Regions from separate parts of the Homo sapiens genome. Here regions 1 and 2 are each linked to region 3. A link is a contact called in ENCODE Hi-C data. All regions are on one chromosome and are shown on one strand. The core of a region is the stretch at or near the end of the contact, and the rest is flanking DNA. Distances in the headings are between cores, read along the strand shown.

Region 1 (2,700 bases), core at 160-2,659, 860 kb before region 3:
GAACGACTGTGCCTGGCCAATTTCAACATGAGGTTTGGAGAGGACAAATATCCAAACTACATCAACTGTGTTACAGAAGATTCTGCCCGTCTGTAGACTAATGTAAATGTTCTTAGCATGGTTTAAGGCAGGCTAGGCTAAGCTCTGATGCTTGGTAGGTTAGGTGTATTAAATGCATTTTCGACTCATCATCAAAATCTGAAACTTTTTGAATGCTGATATGATGCCACAAGTGGTAAATTCCACACAAAAATACTTATCACAAACTTTGTTTCGTGCACAAAACTATTTAAAATATTGTAAAAAGCTACCTTCAGGTTTTAGTTAATTTTATGTTGAGTGAACTTTACATCAATAAAATAGAATAAATTTTAAAATGACAACAACCACCAGACTCTTGACCCTCTCTCAGGTACCACACTTGAGCCCAGGACCTCTGTGGAGCTGCCTCCATGGGAATCAACCACAGTCCCCAAGAACATCCAGGTTAGTCCTTCATGGCTAAGCCAGTCCTGAGGGGCCAGGAAGCAGTCTATTCCCATTCTACCGTTTATTGAGGCTTGGGAAGTGTCACACATCCCAGAGCAGTTTCTGATCACCCTGTGTCACAACCCCTCCCCTCCAGCCCTCTGTTCAGCAGATCTTGGATGTTGTACCCTGCACTGGCTACATAATTTGCAGAGCCTGTATGAAATGAAATTGTGGGGATGTCTCTTAACAAAATTAAGAATTTCACCATGACGCCAGGACAGTGGCTCACATCTGTAATCCCAGCATACTGGGAGGCCAGGGTGGGAGGTTCGCTTGAGCTCAGGAGTTTGAGACCAGGCCGGGCAACACAGTGAGGCCCTATCTCTACAAAGAAGAGAAGAAACAACTTAGCCAAGCGTGGTGGGGCACGCCTGTGGTCCCAGCTACTAAAGAAGTTGAGGTGGGAGGACTACTGGAGGTTGAGGTGGCAGTGAGCTGTATTTGCACCATTGTACTCCAGCCTGGGCATCAGAGTGAAACCTTTTCTCAAAAAAAAAAAAAAGAAAAGAAAAAATATCAAGAAGGTGTTGGCAGAACATTTAGGGCCCTTCTGAGCTCAGGGTCCTGTCTGCATGGGTCCCCTGCCCTGGTGGTGTCCCGTCCCTGTCTCCTGTCCCCGCTCCATGGCTGCTTTATCACACTATGGAGTCCCACTCTGAGGATGACGATTGCTTGTACCCTGTCTGAGCCACCTTGGGCCACTCAGCTGTCCTCACAGAGCCTCCTTCTGAAGCCAGATTGGTTGAATATCCTCCTGTCTTCTCTCATGGCCTCTTGCACATGACCTGGGAGTCAGTTTGCCTGCACCCACAATGGGCTCTGCAGTATGTCTGGCTGCTGCGAGAGCTCACTTACACCAACAAGGTAAGCATGGTAGCCCCAAGGCCCTGGTCCAGTGGAGGAGCCAAGATCTGATGACCTCCAAGACCCCCTCAAGCCCTGAAGTTCTGTATTTAATTGAGGCTGGCATGTACTGTTACACCTATTTTCACAGATGAGTAAACTGAGACTCAGAGAACGTCAGTGGCTGCAGCAAGGTCATGCAGCTCACACTGCTGGTTAAGAGTTTCTTTCAAGTGTAACGTAGGAAAATGTACAACATTTATTGGTTTTACTTTTGATAATACTGGCTCATATATAGTTACCTGCTAGGTCTCTGTTAAGATCGAGACTTTTTTTTTTTTTAAATAGCTTTGCTGGCTAAGTTTCAGTTTCGTTTCATTTTCCTCCTATCACTTAAGTTTCAGTTCTGTTTCTCAGGATATTCTCTTTCCCTTTTTACTAGTATTATCTGATTCTGTTTGTTAGAATTGTTCCTTGGTGCCCTTTAACCTGATTAAAATGAACAGTTATTCTAAGGTAGATATTCCCAAGCAGGAATTTTAAACAGAGGTAAACCTTAGTACCTTGCCAATTTATTCCAGCATTGGCAAAATGTATCTGCTGTAGTAGAGCATAAATTTGTCCAATCGCTGCCTGAGTACCTATGTGTTCGTGGCTTGATTTACCTTATCTGTAATTCCTGGATGTTAAAAGGACACCAAAAATCTCTGACACCCTGATTAGCCTACCTTGAAGAACCCAAGCCCAGGATTTCTGCCTTTGCCTAGAAAAAGGACTGATTCAGAACTTCCTGAGCTACCTAGTATTCTGGCCATAAAGTGGAGGAAAGGAATCTATAATCCCATTTTCTTCTTTTCATTCATAGCTTATTCTCAGTTCTGCAAAAATCCAAACTGCCCCAGGGCTCATGGGACAACATAAACTAGAAAGTTTGTGGGAAAGATTTAAACTGGCCACCAAGTGGTTAGACACTCGCCAGACCTGACGGCACTTGGCGGGGTTGGGGGCAGGGGCGGGGGTGGGGAAGATCCAACAATTTGGACAATCACATACTTCAGACACGAAATCACTAAAATGTTTAAACTCTAAAAACTGTCTACTTGAAATTTAAATCCTTGATGCCTCCTCCATATTTGAAATTATATTCTTTTTTATTCAGAAATTATGCCCAATTTTGATGATTTGGAAAACAGAAAAAAAGTAGAAAGAAAAAGACAAAAATCTAAATGGCAATCCAGGCACTAAAACTCATCTTAGCATTTTGGTATATTCCCTCTCATTTCTTCTTTCTACTCATATTTTTGTGTATCATTTTGACTATGTCAT
Region 2 (2,700 bases), core at 31-2,530, 580 kb after region 3:
AACAACATATTCACAAATGAAATCAAACTATGTGTAAAATAGTTGGATTATACATTGTGACTAAGTAAGATTGATTGCAGGTGTACAAGACTAATTCAACATTTGAAAATCAAAGGAATCCGTCATATCAACAGGTAAAAAACAGAAAAAATCCTCAAAAAATTGCTAGCAACTCCAATTCAACAACACATTAAACAGATCACTCACCACGATCAAGTGAGATTCACCCGGGTATGCAAGTATGATTCAATATACACAAATCAATAAATGCGATACATTGCATTAAAAGAACCAACAACAAAAACTGCACGATCATTTCAATAGATGCCGAAAATGTATTCAGTAAAATCCTACATCTCTTTATGATAAAAATCCTTAACACATTGGGTATAGAAGGAATATACCTCAAAACAATAAAAACCAAAATGAAAAACCCACTGCTAATATCATACTGAACAGGGAAAAATTGAAAACCTTTCCTATAAGATCTGCAACAAGACAAGGATGCCCAGTTTCACCCCCTTTATTCAGTATCTGACTGGAAGTCCTGGCCGGGGCAATTAGGCAAGAAAAAGAAACAAAGGACACCCAAACTGGAAAGAAAGATGTAAAATTAGCTTTGCTCACCAATGGTATAATCTTATAATCGGAAAAACCAAAAGACTCCCCTCAAAAACTACTAGAACTAATAAATGAATCAGTAAAGTTGCAGAATACAAAATGGATATAAAATATCCGTAAGATGTCTATACATCTACAGTGAACAGTCTGAAAAAGAAATCAAGAAAGAAATCCCACTTACAATAGCTATAAGAAATATGATGTATAAAATACCTAGTAATCAATTTAATTAAAAAAGTGAAAGACTTCTACAAGGACAACTATAAAACACTGATGAGAAAAACGTGAAGAACACACACAGAAAATGGACACATATTCATGCTCATAGGTTGGAATAATTAATGTTAAAAGTACAATGCTACCCAAACAATTTACAGATTGAATGCAATCCCTGTCAAAATACCAATGTCATTCTTCACAGAAATAGAAAAAAAAAAAAACCCTATAATTTGTATGGAACCACGAAAAACCCCAAATAGCCAAAGCGCATTATCGCTTCTTGACTGAAAACTCCCGGACAGTTGGGGCTTTTTCCTGCACAGAGATTGGCCACTTCCTGCACATCAGGAGATCCCCGCGGCCTGCGGGACCCGCCCCGCCCTCCTGCCCAGGCGCCCGCTAGGTGGTGCCTGGCTGGGCCCGACTCCGCCCGCCTCCCCATTCACTGGGAACTAACACCCGGCGCCGCTCAGACATCTCTATTCCCGCCTCTCCGACCCGGTCTCACTTCGCTCCTGGGCAGCTGCGCGGAGAACTGGGGTAGGTGTTTGACTTTGGGAGTGGTTCCCACACGCTGGATTCTCGTTACCTGCTCTTGAGCCCAGGAAAAGGGCGGGAACCTACGAAAGGGAAGCCCAGTGAAGTGCTCAGCGCACCTGTTGCTCCAGACCTTTCCCTGGGGCTGTCCTTCTTTACTCGGTCTCTGGCGGGGGCTCCCTAAGGGCAGGGACTTGGCTGCACTTGGCTGTGTGCCCTATGGGTCCAGGCGCGGGGAGGGGAGGCCAGGGCGAATGGGCGCGGAGCTGGGGGGTGAAAGTCCTGCCTGGGCTCCACTCATCCTGCAGGAGCTGGAAGTAGGTACAATGAGGCCTCCCACCCTGGTGAAGTTTATGTTGGGCGCTGGAAGGGGCTGTGAGGCCTGGGACCTCCAGGAAAAACAACAGCAGCAGTATTTATTTGTCGGTACCGAAACTCGTATGCTCTCAGTATTCAGAATTTGTACTTGACATTCCTCCTCCTTTAAAAGAAACCAGGAGAGGCGTTGATAGTATGTTTTTGGACTGGAAAAAAATCAAAATGAGGACGATACTGTTGCCAGAAAGCAAAAGTGTTGGGATAGTGTAAAAAGAAAGTAACCAATTTACAGAGATTCCCAGTAGACAAGTTGTGAGAATTTGCTCAAGAACAAAAACCAGTATGTGTTAATTGAAATACATGTTACAACAAAGCCAAGAAAGAGTCCTTTAGTAAATTCAGATAAAACAAGTAAAATGGGCCAGGCGCGGTGGCTCACGCTTGTAATCCCAGCACTTTGGGAGGCTGAGGGGGGCGGATCACGAGGTCAGGAGTTCGAGACCCAGCCTGGCCAATATGGTGAAACCCAGTCTCTACTAAAAATACAAAAATTAGCCGGGTGTCGTGACATGGGCCTGTAGTCCCAGCTACTCAGGAGGCTGAGGCAGAAGAATCGCTTGAACCTGGGAGGCAGAGGTTGCAGTGAGCCAAGATTGCACCACTGCACTCCAGCCTGAGGGACAAAGCGAGACTCTCTCTCAAAAAAAAAAAAAAAAAAAAAAAAAAATGTAAGATGAGTTTAAAGGAGGCAGGAAATAATTTCAATAATGTTTACAAGAAATGCTGTGTGATGATTCATATACGACTGCTGTGTAGGAATAGTGACTATAGGCACCTAGGTTGACAGGCACAGTGGTTACAAAAACCAACCTGAAGGCCTAAATATTAAACCAGGAGACTTTGAAAGCCAACTTGTGGATAGAACTCTGTGTTACGCAAATCAGATGCACGAGAACCTCAAATAGTATTTCATTTCAAGGAAAGGCATTTGGCAAAAAAAAGAAA
Region 3 (2,700 bases), core at 149-2,648:
CCTTGTACAGATTTAAAGCATACTAAGAAAAACGACCATCTTATTTTATACCAGCTCAGCGGGGAGGCTCGGATCTCCGGTGCAGAGATAGGACAGGAAGAGGTGTGCGGCCAATTTTGTAACCAACCCTCCTTACTCCTAACTCCTCGCCTCACTGTGCCTCGGGTTTGGGAGATCCAAACGAGAATGCTCGTGAGAAAGCCACTGCAAACGGGAAAGTGCTGGGCGCAGGCAAGGAGGCATTCTCTCTGTTTAAGAAAGGTGCCACATTTGCAGAACAGGGATCGCTGAATATGCGAGCTTCCGCCAAGAAATAAATCACACCTATCCACCTCTCCTTCATTCCTCGCACACAAGCCTTGTCGTTTAGCTCATCCTTCCCACTAGAAAACAGCAAAGGATTGCATTGGAGCAGCAATCAGCAGATGCCACGCTGAGCTCAGAGACAAGCAGTGTAGACGGGACAGGCGTCCCAATACCGCTAAGCCACCACCGCCAGCCCGCTGGGTTCTGAGCAGTTTCCCCAGGTGAGTCACTTCCTGGAATCCTCTGGCAGCGGCTCTTCCCGTCACTCGCACAGGCCATCTTCCAGTTCCGAGCTGCCTCGGCGGGTCCCGGCGGCTGGGACCCCACTTCCCCGCTGTCTGCCCCCGCCCGGGGCCGCGCGCCGCACCCTGCACACCACCGACCGCTGTGTCCTTGGCAAAGTTTCTCAGCCTCTCTGTGCCTCAGTTGACTCATCGGAAAAACTGAGGACAAAACATCCACATCCCAGGGATGTTGCATGGATTCACGAGCAGCCACAGAACCCCTGGGGCCCCGGGAACCCTGCGGCCGGCGGGGTCCCCCGTCGCACGCTCTCCGGCCCTAGGAGGAGCCCGAGGCTGCGGAGGGCGGGTCCGCGAGGCCGGGTGCCGGGGCCGGGGGAAAAGCGCCGGGGTGGACGGCGGCAGGTGACCTTCCCCATTTGGCCATGCCTTCCTGGGGACCGCGGCCTGGAAAAAGGGACGTAGGCTACGCGGCCTCGGCGGCGGAAAGGCCGCGCGGGCCGGTAAGTCGGGGGGCAGCAACAGGAGGCCACTCACCACCACATGCGCCCCGGGCAGGGCGAGGGGCTTGGGGCTGATGAGCGGAGACACCATGTACAGCAGCAGCACGAAGGCCACGAGGAAGGCGGCAGCCAGCAGCAGCATCGCTCCGCGGGGCCAGGGGCCCGGAGCGGCCGGGCGGGGGCCGCCGGGCAAGGCGCGCAGGGCTGGGCTGCGGCGAGGCGAGAATCACGCGCGGCGGGCGGGCGCCTGGAGTGTTTGGGTTTGCGGGCCGGGGCGGGCCGCGGCGGAGGGGAAGAGGAGGAGCCGGCGCGCGCGCCACCCAGGCGGGGCGGTGCTTCCAGGGGGCGAGTAGGCCGCCACCGCCACCGCCACCGCCACCACTGCCAGAATCGCCTCTCGGGGGTCGCCGGGTGTCTCCCACTCCCCCGGCCTCGGGACGGGGCCCGCAGTCCGCAGCCTCTCCCGTGGAAACCGGGCCTCCCGTCCCTGTGCGTCGCGAGCGGGCTCCGGACAGCGCCAGATGCGAGCGCGCCGGGAAGGGCTGCGAAGACTCGCTCTTCGGGAGCTCGAATGGCTTCTTAGGACCCCGCAGGGCGGGTTTCCAGGCCTGCCACGGCCTCCAGTGTGGGCGTGACGAGCGCTCCTCCCTGGAGTTCAGCCCTCGGCTTGGGACTGCCCGCTGGGTTGCTCGGAGGCCCCGGAGCATCGGAAAGGGCGGCTGGAGGCTCCCGGAGCGGGCTCAGCCTGGGAGCCCAGCGACTACGCTCTGAAATCCCGGGCTCCATTCCATATTTTTTGGCGTTTTTAGAAGATGGTCACGGCCCACTTTCGCTTTTCAGAGGACCGGAAAGCCTTAACAGGGAGTTTTGAGGAATCACTAAGGTAATTCAATTTCATTGAGTTCAGAGTTCATCTTTACCAAGCAGGTTCAAAACAAATAAATAACGCAAACAACTCAGCTTTATTAAGGTCTCATTCACGTACTATACCATACAATTCCCGATTTAACGTGCGTAATAGGCCGGGCGAGGTAGCTCGCGCCTGTAATCCCCGACCTTTGGGAGGCTGAGGCGGGCGGATCTCTTCAGGTCTGGAGTTCGAGACCAGCCTGGCCATGATGGTGAAACCCCCGTCTCTACTAAAAATACAAAAAATCACCCGGGCATGGTGGCGTATGCTTGTAATCCCAGCTACCCTGGAGGCTGAGGCAGGAGAATCGCTTGAACCCGGGAGGCAGAGATTGCGGTGAGATCGCGCCACTGCACTCCAGCCTGGGTGACAGATCAAGACTCCGTCTCAAAAATAAATAAATAAATAAAGCTTATAATAAATTGTCTTTAATATAGTCACAGTTGTAGACCCATCACTACCATAAATTTTAGAACATTTTTGTCACAACCCCCCAAAATCCTATACTCATTGGCAGTCACGACCCATTTCCTCCCAAGCCCCGCCCAAGCCTAAGCAATCCCTCATGTTTCTGTCTCTATAATCTTGCCTATTCGGGATATTTCACATAAATGGAATCATATAATATGTAGCCTTTTTCATCCTATCTTTCACTTACTGTAATGTTTTCAAGGTTCATCCATGATATGAAGTACTACATGTTAATACTTCATTTATTTTTATTGCCAAATAATATCCC

Evidence for each region. A loop is a pair of places that touch in the nucleus more often than their neighbours do. Pooled maps may share reads with other maps.
Region 1: a pooled map shows a loop between it and region 3 (4-fold over the local background). The contact joins the enhancer-like site here to the promoter of KDSR-DT in region 3. A Hi-C loop is called at or near these places in 8 of 50 pooled maps.
Region 2: a pooled map shows a loop between it and region 3 (5-fold over the local background). The contact joins the promoter of HMSD here to the promoter of KDSR-DT in region 3. A Hi-C loop is called at or near these places in 4 of 37 single-sample maps with no recorded cell type and 8 of 50 pooled maps.

What each region holds. Positions count from the first base shown.
Region 1 is chr18:62,504,687-62,507,386 of GRCh38, forward strand. No RefSeq gene overlaps it. Among named protein-coding and RNA genes, the nearest start is that of ZCCHC2, 17 kb to the right of the region's middle. RefSeq lists an enhancer at 1,622-1,871. Within about 2 kb of position 1,410, at least 10 of the 41 ENCODE cell types and tissues checked have a DNase peak (open chromatin) inside an H3K27ac peak, as active enhancers do.
Region 2 is chr18:63,948,021-63,950,720 of GRCh38, forward strand. HMSD (histocompatibility minor serpin domain containing) reads left to right here and starts at 1,281. Exons shown (of 4, transcript NM_001123366.2): 1 at 1,281-1,380. RefSeq lists a silencer at 1,119-1,348.
Region 3 is chr18:63,365,926-63,368,625 of GRCh38, forward strand. KDSR-DT (KDSR divergent transcript) reads left to right here and starts at 1,399. Exons shown (of 2, transcript NR_186602.1): 1 at 1,399-1,934. KDSR (3-ketodihydrosphingosine reductase) reads right to left here and starts at 1,281. Exons shown (of 10, transcript NM_002035.4): 1 at 1,086-1,281. The coding sequence starts at 1,193. LOC124904317 (a long non-coding RNA gene) reads right to left here and starts at 1,075. Exons shown (of 2, transcript XR_007066400.1): 1 at 325-1,075. RefSeq lists enhancers at 371-665, 705-1,652 and silencers at 514-563, 914-973, 1,044-1,493, 1,604-1,653.